2 separate regions of the Homo sapiens genome follow, and region 1 is linked to region 2. A link is an interaction called in ENCODE POLR2A ChIA-PET data of the cell type or tissue named here. Cell type or tissue: CD4-positive, alpha-beta T cell. All regions are shown on one strand. Each heading gives the region's core, and the rest is flanking DNA. Links, peaks and the distances in the headings are about the cores only. Region 1 overlaps CHD1-DT (CHD1 divergent transcript). Region 2 has its middle 180 kb from the start of CHD1.

Region 1 (9,545 bases), core at 940-8,939, 120 kb after region 2:
CTCACAGACACACCCCAAAATAATGCTTTACCAGGTTTCTGTGTATTCAGTAATCCAGTCAAGTTGACATCTAAAAGTAAACATTACAAGGTGTATTGGGGAGTTCAGAGACAGGGAAATAAAGTAGCGAATAATAGAATCTAGAAGAGGTAGTTGGCTTTTGCAAATCAGAGTAAGCATGTCTATAGTCTAAGGGCATTCAAATTCAGTATTTATTTATCAAAAGTGCTAACCAAATTAAACAGTTTTTGGATCATTCTAAGAGGCTAGCTCCCAGTTGGCCACATACATAGTTTTGAGTTGTCATATGTCATTTCGGTTAAAATATTGTCCTATCCTATTTCTGATGTGTCTAGAGGAAACACCATGCCTTGAGCGGGCTACATGGCCCATCTCTGGATGATGCAAAGCAGCTGTGGTAAGGATTACAATCAGTTAGGGCATTTCTTTTTTTTTTCTCTTTGAGACAGGGTCTCACTTTGTCACCCAGGCTGGACTGCAATGGTGTGAACATGGATCACTGCAAACTCCACCTCCTGGGCTCAAGTGATCCTCACACCTCAGCCCCCTAAGTAGCTGTGATTATAGGGGAACACCACCATATCTGGCTAATTTTTGTATTTTTTGTAGAGACAGAGTTTCCCCACTTTGTGCAGTTTGGTCTTGAACCCCTGAGTTCAGGCAATCCGCCTGCCTTGGCCCCTCAAAGTGCTGGGGATTACAGGCATGAGCCACAGTGCCTGGCCCAGTTAGGGTATTTCTAATACTCTGTGATCTCATTTGAATGGAACAGCAACATCCCATGGTTGGAGTGTTAAATTCATGTGGGTTAACAGGAGGACAAAATAAAAGCTATTGGCTTTACACTTGAGGGAACTCAAGGCGTTTCTTGCCTCACTTCGCCTCCAAAAGAGGATACCTACTGATAACAAAAGTAGGTAACAATGCTGGGGGCTGGAGTTTTTTATGTCACTAGTGAAAAGGTTAAAGCAGTACTTTCTCAACCTTTTTCAGTTTATGCCACAGCCTGCAGTGACTGCGATAAAATTCTTTCATCCTCCTACCTGCCCCAAAGGCACACTCTGACCCTTTTCTTTGAGAAGCACTCTTTAAAGTTCCTTGAATGCATGTGGTATTGCACCTGGCTTTTCCTCACTGGGTTTTTTTCTATAAACCTTCCTTACTTTATGGGTAAGTAGTAGATGGCCTTAGGGTTCCTCCTAATTGAGAAAGTGGTGTCTTCTTTTCTTTTTTCTCTTCCATTCCTAAACCTTCCCTTTTTAAAAGTTCACTTACAGAAAGAATTCACAGAGGTCTATTTGAGCTTGTCGGTCTTCAAGAAAAACATATTTTTGCTTGTGATATACTTTTGCTTGTGACAGTTCTCTCTTTGTTTTTTTTTTTTTTTAATTTAAGTTCTGGGATACATGGGCAGAATGTGCAGGTTTGTTACATAGGTATACATGTGTCATGGTGGTTTACTGCACCTATCAACCGGTCATCTGGTTTTAAGCCCCATATGCATTAGGTATTTGTCCTAATGCTCTCCCTCCCCTTGCCCCCCAGTTCTCTTTTTCTTAAAACTTTTAAGTTTGGGGTTACATGTGCAGGTTTGTTACATAGCTAAACTCATGTCATGGAGATTTGTTGAACAGATTATTTTATCACTCAGGAATTAAGCCTAGTACCCATTAGTTACTTTTCCTGATCCTGTGCCTCCTTCCCACCCTCCACCCTTTCATAGGCCCCAGTGTGTGTTGGTCCCCTCTGTGTGTACACATGTTCTCATCATTTAGCTCCCACTTATAAGTGAGAACATGCAGTATGGATTTTCTGTTCCTGAGTTAGTTTGCTAAGGATAATGGCTTCCAGCTCCAACTATGTCCCTGCAAAGGACATGACCTCATTCTTTTGTATGGCTGCCTAGTATTCCATGGCATATATGTACCACACTTTCTTTATCCAGTCTATCATTGATGGGCACTTAGGTTGAGTCCAGTTCTTTGCTATTGTGAACAGTGCTGCAATGAACTGTTCAGGCAGTTTATTGCAAGACACATGCAATAAAGACACATGCATGTGTCTTTATAACAGAATGATTTATATTCCTTTGTGTATACACCCAATAATGGGATTGCTAGGTCGAATGGTATTTCTGTCTTCGAGGAATCACCACACTGTCTTCCACAATGTCAACCTTTTACCATCTATAAGTCATCAAGAGCCCAAACCAGTGTCTGAGTTTATGAAAAAATGGTCAAGAATGACAGGTGGAGCACTGGGCACGGTGGTTCACACCTGTAATCCCAGCACTTTGGGAGGCCGAGGTGGGTGGATCACGAGGTCAAGAGTTTGAGACCAGCCTGGCCAACATGGTGAAATCCCATCTCTACTAAGAATACAAAAATTAGCCAGGCGTGGTGGTGCGTGCCTGTAATCCCAGCTACTGGGGAGGCTGAGGCAGGAGAATCTCTTGAACCCGGGAGGCGGAGGTTGCAGTGAGCCAAGATCGTGCCACTGTACTTCAGCCTGGGCGACAGAGCAAGACTCTGTCTCAAGAAAAACAACAAAAAAAGAATGATAAGTGGAAATTAGGAAAGTGTACAAAGCTTCTTCTGCTAAGAACTGTACAGTTTTTATTTAATATTAAATATACTAATATATCACCACACCCAGGCAAATCACTTGAGGCCAGGAGTCTGAGACCAGCCTGGCCAATATGGCGAAATCCTGTCTCTACTGAAAATACAAAAATTAGCTGGGCATGGTGGCGCATGCCTGTAATCCCAGCTACTCAGGTGGCATGTACCAGTAGTCCCAGCTACTTGGGATGCTGAGGTGGTAGGATTGTTTGAGCCCAGAAATTCGAGTCCAACCTGGGCAACATAAAGAGACCCTGCCTCCAAATAAAAATAATTAAAAAAAATCAAATATATAAAATACCTAATGAATGTGCAATGCAGATGACTTCAGCAGACTCCAATTCTACTAGGAAACTTGTGGAGCTAAGATAGTAGTTATTCATTTGTCTCTCTTTAATATCTCAACACAGTTTAGAAATCAAAAGATGAGGAGCAATATTAAATTTGGTATTCAAAATTAAGGTTTACATTAATGCTATCAAATGACTTTTATTAATTTAATACTTATATGCTTGGTTTTTCATAGATCAACTTCCCTCTTATTATTTTAAATTTTTATAGACTTAGAGAGTACAAGTGAATTTTTGCTTGTTTCTTTGGTTGGTTGGTTGGTTTTTTTGAGACAGGATCTTGCCCTGTTGCCAGGCTGGAGTGCAGTGCTGGAGTGCAGGGCTTACAGTAACTTCGAGCTCCCAGGCTCAAGCAATCCTCTCACCTTGGCCTCTTGAGTAGGTGAGACCACAAGTGCACATCACCACACACAGCTAATTGTTAAAAAAAAAAAAAAAAAAAAAATTGTAGAGACTGGGTCTCCCTATGTTGCCCAGCAGGTCTTGAACCTCTGGGCTCAAGGGATCCTCACACCTTGGCCTCCCAAAGTGCTGGGACTACAGGTGTGAGCCACCGGGCCAGCACAAGTGCCGATTTGTTACATGGATATACTGCAGAGTGATGAAGTCTGGGCTTTTAATGGTCCCATTATCCTAATAGTGTACATTATACTCATTAGGCAATTTCTCATCCTTCACCCTCCACTTCCACCCTCCTACCTTTCCAAGTCTCCAATATCTGTTATTCCTCTCTCTATGTCCATGTGTACATATTATTTAGCTCCCACTTACTAGTGAGAACATGAGATATTTGGCTTTCTGTTTCTGAGTTACTTCATTTAAGATAATAGCCTCCAGTTCCATCCATGTTGTTGCAAAAAACATGATTACATGTATTTTTATGGATGAGTAGTATTCCATGGTATATATGTACCATCTTCTTTATTCAACCATCCGTTGATGGACACTTAGGTTGGTTCCACATATTTGTTATTGTGAATAGTGCTGCTATAAACATGAGTGCAGGTAGATTTTGATATAATCATTTCTTTTCTTGTGGGTAGATACTCAGTAGTGGGATGTTGGGTTGAATGGTAGTTCTATTTTTAGTTCTTGGAGACATCTCCATACTGTTTTTCACAGAAGTTGTACTAATTTACATCCCCACCAACAGTGTATAAGCATCCTCTTTTCTCTGCATCCTCACCAACATCTATTTTTTTTTTCATTTTTAATAATAGCCATTTTTCACTCCTGTAATCTCAGCACTTTTGGAGGCTGAGGCAGGAGGATTTAGACAGTCTCAACATAGACAGGGTCTTACTATGTTGCATAGGCTGGTCTTGAACTCCTGGGCTCCAGACAGACTCTTGGGCTTGAGCCCAGGAGTTCAAGACCAGCCTGGGTAACATAGTGAAACTCTGCCTCTACAAAAAATAGTAAGTTAGCCCAGCATGGTGGCATGTGCCTGTAGTCCCAGCTACTTGCAAGGCTGAGGTGGGTACATCAGTTGAGTGTGGGAGGTTGAGGCCGTAGTGAGTTGTGATCATGTCACTGCACTCTATCCTGGGTGACAGAGCAAGATTGATATGATTAGGCCTTCTGTTACCACCCAAATCTCATCCTGAATTATAATCCCCATAATCCCCATATGTCAAGGGTGAGACCAGGTGGAAGTAACTGAATCATGGGGCTGGTTTCCCCCATGCTGTTCTCATGATAGACAGTGAGTTCTCAAGAGATCTCGTGGTTTTATATGGGGCTCTTCCCTCTTCCCTTGGCACTTCTCCTTCTTGCCACCTTGTGAAGAAGCTTCCTGCTTCCCCTTTGCCTTCTGTCATGATTGTAAGTTTCCTGAGTCCTCCCCAGCCATGCTGAACTGTGAGTCAGTTAAACCTGTTTCCTTTATAAATTACCCAGTCTCGCGCAGTTCTTTATAGCAGTATGAAAACAGATTAATACAAAGTCCTTGTCCCTAAAAACAAAAACAAACAAATAAACAAAATGAACACACAAAAAACAAAATAAAACCAATCCCAGCCATTCTGACTGGTGTTAGATGATATCTCATTGTGGTTTTAATTTACACTTCTCTGATAATTAGTGATGTGGAGCATTTTTTAATATGCTTCTTGGCCATTTGTATGTCTTCTTTTGAAAAACAGCCCACTTTTTAATGGTGTAGTTTTTTCTTTTTCTTTTTCCTTTTTGTTTTTTTTAGACGAAATCTTGCTCTATCGCCAGGCTGGAGTGCAGTGGCGCGATCTCGGCTGGCTGCAACCTCCGCCTCCCAGGTTCAAGCGATTCTCCTGCTTCAGCCTCCTGAGTAGCTGGGACTACAGATGAGTGCCACCACATCCAGCTAATTTTTGTATTTTTAGTAAAGATGGGATTTCACCATGTTGGCCAGGATGGTCTCGATCTCTTCACCTCCTGATCCACCCACCTCGGCCTCCCAAAGTGCTGGGATTACAGGCTTGAGCCATCGCACCCTGCTGGAGTAGTTTTTTTCTTGCTGAATCGTTTGAGTTTCTTGTAGTTTCTGGACATTAGTCCTTTGCTGGATGCAAAGTTTGAAAATATTTTCTCCTATTCTGCAGGTTTTCTGTTCACTATGTTGACTCTTTTGCTGTACAGAAGCTTTTGAATTTAAGTCCCATTTGTCTATTTTGTTGTTGTTGCATTAGCCTTTGAGGTCTTAGTCATGAATTCTTTGCCTAGGCCAATGTCCAGAAGAGTTTTTCCTAGGTTTTCTTCTAGAACTTTTATTGTTACAGGTCTTACGTTTAAGAGTCTTTAATCTATCTTGAGTTAATTTTAGTATACAGTGAAATAAAGGGATGATCTCTTGAGTCCAGGAGATGGAGGCTGCCGTAAGCCAAGACTGCTCCACTGTACCCCAGCCTGGGCGACAGAGTGAGACCCTGTCTTAAAAGAGAGAGAGAGAGAGAGAGAGAGAGAGAGAGAGAGAGAGAGAGAGAGAGAGAGAGAGAGAGAGAGACTATTAACCCAGATAGGAGATTAAGATGGTTTCAAAATGGTGAAAAGTTTCTGGATTTGGGATATTTATTGAAGGTGAGTCTAAAAGAATTAGTAATAGATTGGATGTGGTTATGAAGAAAGAAAAATTAAAAATTACTCCAAATTACAAATTCCTTCTTTTCCTTAGACTTTACTTCAGTCAAAGATGCTTCCACCTGTCTTTCATTCTTCCTGCCTGCCTGCCTTCCTCCTTTTCTTCCCTCCTCTCTTCTTCATTCAGAATCAGACTTGCATTGCATTCTGATGGTTCAATCAGCTCCATTTTTCTCTCCTTATTTTACAAACAGCATTCTTTTTTATTTATTTATTTATTTATTATTATTATACTTTAAGTTTTAGGGTACATGTGCAGAATGTGCAGGTTAGTTACATTTGTATACATGTGCCATGCTGGTGCGCTGCACCCACTAACTTGTCATCTAGCATTCGGTATATCTCCCAATGCTATCCCTCCCCCCTCCCCCCACCCCACAACAGTCCCCAGAGTGTGATGTTCCCCTTCCTGTGTCCATGTGTTCTCATTGTTCAATTCCCACCTATGAGTGAGAATATGCGGTGTTTGGTTTTTTGTTCTTGCGATAGTTTACTGAGAATGATGATTTCCAATTTCATCCATGTCCCTACAAAGGACATGAACTCATCATTTTTTATGGCTGCATAGTATTCCATGGTGTATATGTGCCACATTTTCTTAATCCAGTCTATCATTGATGGACATTTGGGTTGGTTCCAAGTCTTTGCTTTTGTGAATAATGCCTCAATAAACATATGTGTGCATGTGTCTTTATAGTAGCATAATTTATAGTCCTTTGGGTATATACCCAGTAATGGGATGGCAGGGTCAAATGGTATATCTAGTTCTAGATCCCTGAGGAATCGCCACACTGACTTCCACAATGGTTGAACTAGTTTACAGTCCCACCAACAGTGTAAAAGTGTTCCTATTTCTCCACACCCTCTCCGGCACCTGTTGTTTCCTGACTTTTTAATGATCGCCATTCTAACTGGTGTGAGATGGTATCTCATTGTGGTTTTGATTTGCATTTCTCTGATGGCCAGTGATGGTGAGCATTTTTTCATGTGTTTTTTGGCTGCATAAATGTCTTCTTTTGAGAAGTGTCTGTTCATGTCCTTTGCCCACTTTTTGATGGGGTTGTTTGTACAAACAGCATTCTTAAAAAATGAAATTGTCACTTGTTCCACATTACTGCAAAACAAACAAAAACACAGAAATTCAGTCACTTGTTCAATGAGAGGATCTTTAGAAATAATAATAACAACAATAATAGCTGTATTTGTCAGGAGAGTCTAGGTTATGTTGCTATCATGGAAAAAAATTGGCTGGATGCAGTGGCTCACACGTGTAATCCCAACACTTTGGGAGGCCTAGGCAGGTGGATCATTTGAGGTCAGGAGTTCGAGACCAGCCTGGCTAACATGGTGAAACCACATCTCTACCAAAAATACAAAAAAGAAAAAAAAAATAGCCTGGCGTGGTGGTGCATACCTGTAACCCCAGCTGCTTGGGAGGCTGAAGCAAGAGAATCCCTTGAACCCATGGCAGAGGTTGCAGTGAGCCAAGATTATGCCACTGCACTCCAGCCTGGGCAACAGAACAAGACTCTGTCTCAGAAAAAAAAAAAATGCAGACAAAAATCCATTTCTTCCTTTATGCAAAGTTTACTGCAGGTCCAGGAATTATTCTAGGGCACGTGTTTTCTATGGATTTTCCGGAGATCCAGATTACTTTGATGTATGTTAGCTCTTTCACCTCGACTTGAGGCCTCCTTCATGACCAGCAGGGAAAGATAGATGAAGAATTGTCAATGGACTTTCACTGCATCTGCCTGAAAATGATATGCATCACTTCTGCTCACATTTTTTCATCAAATCAAGTGACACAGCAGTCTTCCATGTGTCAGGAAGGGGAAGATGATGTAACATAAATAAAACCCAGAATTGTCTACCTTATTGTAGCATTGTTACCTAATATATAAATATATAGCATTTTCTATGTGACAGGCTATGAGATTAAGACATATCTATATCTATTTATCTAATCTTTCTATTCACTTTATTCTCACAAAGCTCCTAAGTGATAGGTAATACTAGAATCCCTTCTTTTCAAATAAAAAAAAAGAAACAAAAACCCCCTGCTAATTTAATTTTTTTAAACACTTATTTCAATAGATCACATAAAATCTTTTTATTTTCAATATAGTCCTTGTGGCAGTGGCAACCATGAGAGTGTGCCTCTTAGATCTTCTACAGCAGGAAGTCTAATGGGTCAAGAGCTCTTACCTCTGTGGTCTGAAATCAATTGCTAGGTTTGCACTGAAGCCAAATTTTCCAGGAGCTGCTCCCATCCAGCAGGAAGACAGGCCTGTTCCTGGGAGATGCCAGGACTCTTCTGATGGTCTGCTTTGTGTTTTTTTGTTTGTTTGTTTGTTTGTTTTTGAGATGGAGTCTCGCTCTGTCACCCAGGCTGGAGTGCAGTGGCACGATCTCGGCTCACTGCAACCTCCACTTCCCAGGTTCAAGCGATTCTCCTGCCTCAGCTTCCCGAGTGGCTGGGACTATAGGCGTGCACCACCACACCCGGCTAATTTTTGTATTTTTATTAGAGACAGGGTTTCACCATGTTGGCTAGGCTGGTCTCGAACTCTTGACCTCAGGTGATCTGCCCGCCTCAGACTCCCAAAGTACTGGGATTACAGATATGAGCCACCACGCCCAGCCGGTTTGCTTTGGTTTGAGGACCCTCCAGTGGTCTTGCAGACTTTTCCTTTGATTACACAACAGTAAAAGTTGCTTCTCCCGGTCCTTCCTTTTTCCTTCCTTCCTGCCTGCCTACCTTCCTCCTTTCTTTTTCCCTTTTCTTCACTCAGAATCAGACATGCATAATAGTCCTATGGCTCTCCTAGCATCTCCCAACTCCCCATGTTTCTTTCATCAGTATTTACCCTAACAAATATTTTTCATATTTAATCCTATCTTGGCTTCTGCTCTTTGGAGGATCCAGACTAACACAGGGCTAGTGTATTCTATATGTGACTCTGTGTATATATGATAATAATTTGTAATTTGTAATACTTTTGACTTTTAACTAATTTTAACTTGTATTAAAATAATGTATACACATAATTTAAAAGTTCAGTGGAACAGAAAAAGGCTTATAACAAATTGTAGCAAACTATAACCTTTCCCCTACCTTTCTCAACCTATTCCTTAAATGCTACCACTTTCAATATTCATACATTTTGCTGAGGTGAAGGAGTTTGTAATGATATGCTAATATTGTTCATTCTTGTTTTGTTAATTATATGTATCATAGTAGGTAAGGATATATAACCCCATTTGTCTTTCCCTAAAATTTCTCTAAATATTTTAAATGATCAGTCACTGTTCAGAATATTAAGAATATTAAAATATAATCTAATATTGATTCACTGTGTAATATGATAGTTTTTCATTTTGAAATGTTTTCTTTTTTCCATTTTTTCTTTTTTTTTCTGAGTTACAAATTATCAAT
Region 2 (9,545 bases), core at 1,033-9,032:
TTAAAACAAATATAGAGTGGATCGAGTTTCCTGCAGAGGAAAGAAACATTATAGAGCTATCACTGTGTGTGGAATGAATCTTCTGGGCTTAATATTTCATGTTAACTTTTTTCCTGCTGGAATTTATTTTAGAAAAGTCAAGCTAAAACATTCCCCTTTGGATCCAGGTGTGTCCTTTACTTTTGTCCTCAATAGGAGTTCCACACATACAGAAGTAGAAATTGGCTTTTTTACAGTAGATCGATAAAAGCTTTGCGGGAGTGAGCAGGATGCCTCCCAGAAACATTTCTGTCTTTATATCTCATAAAATGACCTCGATATCTAGAAGAAAAAATATTCTCTCTATTTTCCTATCCACTTCTATTTTCCCATCTCACAGAGACTGCACATCACTTACACCATGCAATACACCATGACAGCTAGAAGAGAGATTTATCACATTCTGATACTTCTCAGTTTAGAGAAATCCTGCCGCTGTTCCATATCAGAAGCATGCATCCAGAGAATAGAGAGAATGAACTCGAATATTCAATAAAACTAAATATGCTATTAAACAAGTCGGTAATGTATCCCCTGTCCTGCTTTTTCCTCATCTTCTGTTCCTCAATCTCCATATTCCCTTCTCATTCAATTCTCTTTCTCATATATATGTACAAAATTTAGCATACTGTATTTCAGAATTGTGTTCACTAAGTATTAACTACCAGTGTTTATTATTAAAGATAAAAGATATCTCCTTGGAAAAATTGATACAAATAATGTATAACTTTCAAATAAATTATACTAGAATTAGTGAAAAAAATTTAAATTTTATCTTTACACATAACAATTTCCCGGAAAATAATCAGACTAAAAAGACTGCAGGCTAGCATGTCATGGCTTTCCATGAAATAAATAATTTGATGAGAACTCTTGTAATTGGAATCTAGATGTCCTGACACACACAATCTCAGAACTATATTTTTTAAGCTAGCAACAAACTAAAAAAAGAAGAAAATATGGGCTACATATTAAAAAATCTTGACTGACCTTTTTAGTTTTCTCAATATCTTTCAATAATATAGTTCTCATTTCAAGGCTGTCTGTGTGTGTGTGTGTGTGGTGTGTGTGTGTGTGTACAACTGAAATAGTACCATAGAAAAGCCAATGCAAACTTGGCAGTTCCTGAATGAGGCTTGAAGACACCTTTCCGCAGCCTTCCTTTAGATTAGTACTGAGTTCAGTACTCCCAAACAACTTTCAGCACCTGAGTTAGCTCACTAGCCTCAAAACTTACCTGGATCATTCATATCTAAATCTTTGTGTATACATTTTTACTACTTGAATTATCTGTTCCTGTGTTTCCAGTATGATAGATAGCCATTAGCCACATGTGGCTATTTAAATTTTAATTAACTAAAATTACATAAAATTTAAATGTCAGTTCCTCTGTCATATTTGCTTCAAGTGCTCAATTGCCACATGTGGCTAGTTGGTACCATACTAGACAGTACAAATATGAACACCCCCATCATCACAGTAAGTTCTAGTGGACAGAGCTGATCTATACTGCCTTTATCTTTGTGCATACTGTTTGTCATTGTGCCCAGGAACCAATACAAACCCTGTCCAGCTAAATTGCACACATACTTCAGCACTTGCACACTAATGTTGACTCTCACTATTCTAAACTCCATAGCTCTTGTTTTAATGGCCATTTGTCACTCCAATAGTTCTTCATATTACTAAACTTTTTGTATATATCTTTTCTCATTAACTATATTCATTTAATCTTCAAATATTCACCAAGTACTTCACATGGTAGGCACTGTTCTGAGTTCTGGGAGACCATGTTCATCAAAACAGACAAGAACATGAGCTCCTTCCAATCAGAGCCAATGCTTCTTTGATTTCTCTAGTCCCTACAACAAAGTAAGGATACAGTAAGTGAATGAAAAAGATATTCACCATGTAGCAATAGAGGTCTAAGTTTAAAAGAAATATGGACAACAAAAATAGGGAATATTTTGACAGGAAATAATTTGATGCCTTCCCATTGGGCTTACTGTCTAAGTTACATATATATGTTCATTGGGTCACTTACATAATATTTTATGATTACATTTATGACAGTATTCAACCCACTGCATCATTTTCAGAATTTTTTAAACATCATCAAGTTATTAAGGCAATTAACTATCACATACATGAGGCTATCTGCTGAACTCTTTCATAGAAGAGAATATTTATCTTAATCATAAAAGGTGAAGCATAATAGTTACAATAAAGGCTAAGCTACTTTTAAAAAGTGAGAAAAATTACTGGCCTATATAAGGTATAATTTACTTATCTTTCATATAATGATCCCAAGGCGAGTGTTCAAGGTTGCTGAAGTGGCCTTGATCCACAAGGTCCTTCAGGCTCATAGGTACCTTTCACCTTATTGCTTTACCACTTCCCCTAAGGTATTATTTTCATCTGCATGGTTGAAGCTGGGTCACAAGCACATTATGTTCTATTTACAAGAAGGAAAAAAATAGAGGAAACCCAGGGTACTTTTTATTTTTAAGAAAATTAGGCAAAAATTGTCCAAATCACTTCTATTTCCATTCCACTGGTGATAACTTAGTTTGTGAGCACCAGCACCCTTGACCAAGAGTCCTGAGAAATGTAGTCTCTAGTTGTTTGTTTGTTTGTTTGTTTTGTTTTGTTTTGTTTTGTTTTGTTTTTGAGACGGAGTCTCGCTCTGTCGACTAGGCTGAAGCGCAGCGGCACGATCTCAGCTCACTGCAAGCTCCACCTGCCAGGTTCCCGCCATTCTCCTGCCTCAGCCTCCCGAGTAGCTGGGATTACAGGTGCCCGCCACCACGCCCTGCTAATTTTTTATATTTTTAGTAGAGACGGGGTTTCACCTGTATTAGCCAGGATGGTCTCGATCTCCTGACCTCGTGATCCGGCCTCCTCGGCCTCCCAAAGTGCTAGGATTACAGGCGTGAGCCACCGCGCCCGGCCTGTAGTCTCTAGTTTTGTGGCCATATGCTGAGAGAGAGAGAGAGAGAGAGAGAGAGAACAATAGAAGGAAATTGGGAGCAAAAAAATCACCTGCCAATCAATTTACTTTAGCTGTATTATCTGTAGAAGCTGATGTCTTAGATTATTATTCCATTTATACATAACACATTAGGGAACTACCAAAAGGCTTCTAATTCTAAGCCTATGCCTGTTGAAGAAAGCACTATCATGTTCTGTTCAGAATTCACATTGTCAGTTTCCAACATTTTACATATGCCCTGGAAGAGGACTGGTAAAAGGAATGTTTATCAGTTAATGAGTTTTAATAAATGTTATTGATTTACTATATTACTACTTTATAAAACATATGGGCCTGCCTCAAAGCTCATATGATTTCAAAGGATAACAGCAGAATGCAGCAAACAGAATTATAAATGCATTTATAATTCTTAAATAGTGCATTTAGCATTAGCTCAGATGAAATTATAAAGTATGCAATATATGACATCTCTCTTTTTTCCCTATTTCAACATTCAGCATCTTCCCAAGAATAACACCAGTTCTCTTTAAAGGCTCCTCTCTTCTTAGAAAAAAAACAATATGTATGAAAATCTCTAATACCTGAGTAAGTTTATTCCAAGTACTAGCCTCCAAGAGAATATTCATACTTTAATAGATGTTCTGGAGACAAAAAAAAACTGAATCTGTAGTGGTATCATTTTAGGATACAGACCTCTAGATGAAGGAAAGTAATCTGATCCTTTCTGGATCTTCCAAATAATAGAATATAAGGATACAGCTCATTATAATCCACGCATAGCCTGACCTGCCTGAATTCACATCATTTAACCAACAATGTTTGAATCCCCTGTTTCTTGAACAACTTCACATGTGCAGTTTTCTCTGGTGACCAAGTTTGCCCACCAGCTATACCATACTTTGACATTGCCACCCAGGACAAACTGTTGAGTCTGATGCTTCCTTAGAACAAATGATTATGGTCTTAGAATTCTAGTTTATGGCAATGACCCAGAAAATGATAAGAATATTGCCTGCTGGCAACCTTGAAACATATGTCTCATTGAACCCAGTCCTTGGCAATGTCACTCAGACTCAAATATTAATCCACAAACTTGTCTCAGCTGGCAGCTAGGTTGCAACGAATACAAACAGATAGGTAGATAGACACATAGATTGATACATACATAAATAAAAAGAGATGTGATTCATATTCATTTCTCTAAATCCCATAATTATTCAACCATATTCAAAGGTTGGTTAAAAAAAAAACATTTGTTATGATGGTGTTAGAAGACTTTTAGGAATAAGATCTTAATAAAGAAAAATACAGTGTTCTAGGTTTTTATTGTGACGTAAACTATTATTATGATCTCTCACATTTCTACCTTGACCTAAACAGCCAGACAGTTTTTTGGAATCTCTGACTGATTGCATTCAGAAAGAACCTGGGGCTGAATGAATCCTCTGAAGGCTCTGTTGGACTAACATCCAAGATGGCTCACTCACATGGCTGACAATTGATACTGGCTGCAGGATGGCGCATTCACTGGAGCTGTTATCCAAGCCTCCTACACATGGCTCCCATGGGGCTTTAAGCCCTACATTATGGTGGCTTCATTCCAAGAGCATCAATTCCAAAAGACAAGAGTAAAAGCTGCCATTGCCTTAAGATATAAACCTGAATACTTGCACTGCATCATCTCTGCCTTATTCTATTTTCAAAGCAGCCACAGAGGTCACCCAGATTCAAATGAGGGACTATAGCCTCCACTTATCAATGGAGAAGTGTCAAAGTATTTATGAACATCTTTAATTGGTCACACATGGCTATATACTTATTGCAGATGTAAGGAACAGCAAAAAGATTATTAAGCAACTTTTCTTGTAATAGCAGGTAATTAAACTAAAAGTGAATTTTAAAACAAAATAATTGACTTTCAATTACTTCAAATGAAGTTCATCTTGCCTCTGAGGAATTTTTAAAGTCCTGTTATGATTATTATTTTGTAAGTTATGAAGTTCTCTTTAACAGAACCAAAAGCTTAATAATTAAAGTAAGATCCTAAGGTAGCAATAGATATAAAAAATAAAAACTTAATGGTTAAAGTCAGAATACCCTAAATTGTATGGAAAGAAATAATGAACAAGTCTTTTATGAAAAGGCAACAAGGATAAATTTAAATTAATACATCAGCTACCACCTGTTCATCATTCAAAGTGAATTTTAAATAGAGAGATCTAATTTCCCCAAAGATATACCAATTACACATAGAACATTTGTAAACAAAAAGGCACCATGTCAGAAACAGACTGTTTGCCAATTCCATTTTCCCTTTCTAGCCCTCAAGAAGACTACATATCCTTGCTTCCTTTGAAGTTAGTTAGGGCTACGTGATTGGGTCCTGCAATGTGTACAGAATTGATGAGTGCAACTTCCAGAACTAGCCATAAACAACCTGTGTGATTCTGCATGCTTTCCTTCTTGGCTTCTTAGACAGGCAGATGAAAGAGATCCAGTGGAAGACTCCTAGTAGCCTCTGAGAGTCAACAGAGACAAGTCACCCTCTGGTACAGCTATGCCCTGTCAACCACTTGATATAATCAAGACAAAAAAACATTTGCTGTGCTAAGCCACTGTATGTATGGGTGTTGCTTGTTATAGCCATTTGCATTATATAGACTGATTAATGTATTTAAGAAAGTAAAAGTTAGTATCCCAACTCCATCCTAAAAGAGACACTACAATCACTTCTATTGGAATGTCCAATATCTTAGAAATTCAAAGTTGACAGGAACCATAGATGTCATCTGGCTGATCTAGTTACTCGATGCCAATAACCACGCACTATCATCAATGAATAAAACACTTATAAACACCCTGACTCAGAAAAATATACATTGAGAGAAGCAGGAGTGTGGAATCTTGTGTTGCCATGACAACAAGAATCTAATTCCACTTCAAAAGGATCACCAGCTCCTGTATGAAAAATAAACTTCTCTTCCAAGCAAGGTTTTTAAAGTGTTACATGTAGAAAGGAAAGTACTGAACATCTCACTCTAAACAACTGATTACGCTTTTTGGTACCATCAATACCAACTATGATCGATAATAGTAAAAACCAGTTTGGTTTCCTTAGGTATCCCTAAAATGTGAATGCCAACAACAAAATGAAAATTCCAGATAACATTTCATCTGCCAGGGAATAAAGTAGCTTTGCCTTGAATGATAATAATCATGCAAGCTTGGTAGTTTCCTCAAAATGAAACGCTTTGATCTGATAAACTAACCTTATGTATAAACTCGTATTCTAAAAGCCTTGCTGCTTTAAGTAAATACATGATTACATCAACATTGCATGATACTGAAGTTCTTTGAAGTTGTGTGGTAGCAATATTATAGATATAGGTCATTTTCGAATTTTAAATCCTACAGATCATTCAGTCCAAATTAGGAAATTGAGACTCAGAGATGCCTAGTAACTCAACTAAAGCCACAAGGTAAATTAATGCTTTTTTGTACTATTTTACCATTTTTATATTACTACACCGTTGATACTATTTTTTACTGTACAGTGTTTTCTATTAAAAGTAATTAAAGTACACATACTTCCAATAATTACTTTAGAATGCTTACATAGTCAATATCATAATATCTAGGTTTTTAAAAATCTTTTGCCAAAATTATACTTCAGCATGTAGCAGTAACTTCAAAGTAATCTAACTCTAAGAAGCTTATGAAACAATAAATTTGTCTCTTAACTGTTTTAAACTTCTTCTTTGTCCTTTACTGTCCTTTGCAAAAACTAATGCTGTAAAACTTTATCAAGTTGTATTAACTGTAAAAAAAATCTAATAAAAAATTGCCATTAATATGTATCTCATTATAAATATAACAAAATTCAGGTGTACAGCATTATTATTCCAGTTGCATGCATTAACGGAGTTACCCAACATTAAAGTCCTGCTATAATGAATATACAGAAATAATTTTTAAATTATTGAAGAACCTGAAATTGAATTTATGTATTTATAAATAGCAATTACACTATATTACATTTGGAGTGTTTCTAAGCTGACTGAAAACAATTCATTTATCTAATTAGGTAGATACAACACCGAAATTACATTTACTGTTAATTTCTTAGTATTTTTTTCTTTGAAAATATAAATGTAAATATCTGTTAAGCCTGTATTCAAATTAATGTAAATACATAATCAATGAAATTCCACATAAAATATTTTTGTATATTAATAATGACAACATTTAAATGACAAGAAAAATTAACTGTGGAGGAAATATCTATCCTCGCATTTTCAAAAATGCAAAGAATAGGGAAGCTTAACAAAAAGCTTATAAACAAATAAGTCTTTTCCGTGAGCCCTTCGTAAACCCTAATTATTCTTTAAGCCTTAGCATTGAAAAATAATCAATTTAAAAAACAGATCCATCAATATTCTGCCTCAGGTAATTCCTTATTTATTTTAGGTAAAGGTGGAAGAGCAAAACTATGGAGAGGGACAAATATATGGATTGATAATATATGAGCTTCCCATCTTTTACCACTACTAGAACCTTGCTTTTCTCGAGTTTTTCTTTGTATCACAGCCAACATCATAAAATAGATAGACCAACCTCCTCGCAGTTTCCCCAAACACACACACACAAATGCTGAAAGGAAATCTAGTCTTAACTGTCATTATTTGGCATGTATTAGGAACAAGGTCTGAATAAAAACAGAAGCAATGAGCTAGACATACCTACCAGCAGTTCATTTCCTATGCCATATCGAATTTGGTATTTATTTAACAAATGTCTTCTTTGATTTAACCCTTTTTCCATCCTAATAAAGTTAGTATGGCATTGAAAAGAGATTATCATTCTTATCTTTATCACAAAACAGAAATAATAAATATTCAAATGGAAAAAATAATTTTGGCAGCGGGAGAAGATTTACAAATTGTCCCTTTATCTAAAGAACCATACAGTCTCTTTATTCACAGACATACCTGTGTGGAATTACTGACAGAATAACAGGAAAATATGATAAAATCATCATCATCATCTATACTTGAGACTGGCCAAAGATATTTGTCTCTATCTCAGTGTAAAAATCTCAACACAATCAAAATGTTGTAAGGTTTTTTTGTGTTTTCTGTTTGGTTTGGTTTCAGAATAATGCATCTTGTCCACCTAATGTAATGGAAATCAGTGATAAAATGTTAAAGTGAAAATTGAAAATTCAAATTTAATTTTAAAAATTTATTTCTATTTTTAATATAACTAGAAGATCAAGTTTTCTTAACACCATCAATCACATTCTCTTTGGAACACCAAGGTCCAACCCTAATGTGGGAACTTAGGAACCAGTCCATCTCTTTGCCAGTTTGGTGGCCTTGGGGAAAAAGTTGTCTGTTAGCTTTCTCTCTATATCCTTTGCCCTTCAACTTTTCTCCTCCATTATTTACCCTGAGAAACCTGGCAATTTCTCTATAAAAAAGAAGTGGTCATGATGGAAATATTCGATGTGCAAGACTAAAATCTAATAATAGAAAAATTGGGGCATTATGAGTAACTCATAACCTAGGAACTAAACAGGAGTAAATTGAGGACAAAATGACTGAAATACATGAAAACAAATGGCCGTAGTCCATGGATATATTTTTAAGGACTAAAAGAAAATAACGCTTCTAATCCCATCTCTCAGTATTCTTACAACTAATACTCAGTTATTGAGCATGTCTTGCAACATTTAGATGTGTAAGGAAGGAGATACAAGTGGCTCCTGTCACACTCTGGCCAATGTTTAGTGTGTTTTCAATGGCAGTCTTTAGGGACACTGGTCAGCTCCCTCTGGCATCTCTTTTACATTAATGAAAAATAGTAGATGCCATGTTAGATTAGAAACCCCTCTAATTAAGAAATACAGAAGAAAAGAAGGAGCATCCATGACTCTTGAGCAATGAATGCCTCAGATTTTATCTATAACTGGGTAGTCTGAACTATATTACTTAAGTTTACTTAGCAAGTAAAGGATGAAATTTGTTTAATCCATATTTTTGCTTAAAGAGAGGGCAATGAGGACAGTAAAATCCAACCCCTTCAACTTTACCAAGCCACAGAAAAACACCAAACCAGACTAGAAAAAAGTGTAATCCCCCAATGTAAATCATTAAATTTCTAGATTTATCTCCTATATGGAGAGAATTTAAGAATACACATGAGGATAACTGCAAAATAATGCAGCAGCACTTCCAAATCTAATGAAATGTTATTTTAAGTGTTTTATAATATGGTTATATAGTATATAACAAGATCTAATTTGCATATAAAACAAATGTGTTTATTTGCAATATGTTATATAATAATTTTATCCTATTATAGTTTTCACTTTGGCAACAAATATACTTAGACACATTTATTACTATCCAGAGGTCTAAATAATGTTCATTGAAATCTTGGGCATAATAGAATGCCTCAAATAAATAGTAGCAAATGCAGAGCTTTATGACCAAAAAAGAAATAAATTAATAAA

What was found. Peaks named below come from ENCODE experiments on the same cell type or tissue, not always from the same donor. Only the 100,000 strongest peaks of a DNase experiment are listed, where the experiment ranks them.
Region 1: POLR2A ChIA-PET joins it to region 2 with 7 read pairs; 2 of 35 experiments call an interaction of 5 or more read pairs at or near these places.

Annotation. Positions count from the first base shown.
Region 1 is chr5:98,985,119-98,994,663 of GRCh38, reverse strand. The region is part of intron 1 of CHD1-DT (CHD1 divergent transcript); the gene reads right to left. Among named protein-coding and RNA genes, the nearest start is that of CHD1, 61 kb to the right of the region's middle. In CD4-positive, alpha-beta T cell, for the core only: no CTCF peak of the experiment used is centred there; a DNase peak (open chromatin) is centred at 4,743.
Region 2 is chr5:99,106,499-99,116,043 of GRCh38, reverse strand. No RefSeq gene overlaps it. Among named protein-coding and RNA genes, the nearest start is that of CHD1, 180 kb to the right of the region's middle. In CD4-positive, alpha-beta T cell, for the core only: no CTCF peak of the experiment used is centred there; no DNase peak of the experiment used is centred there.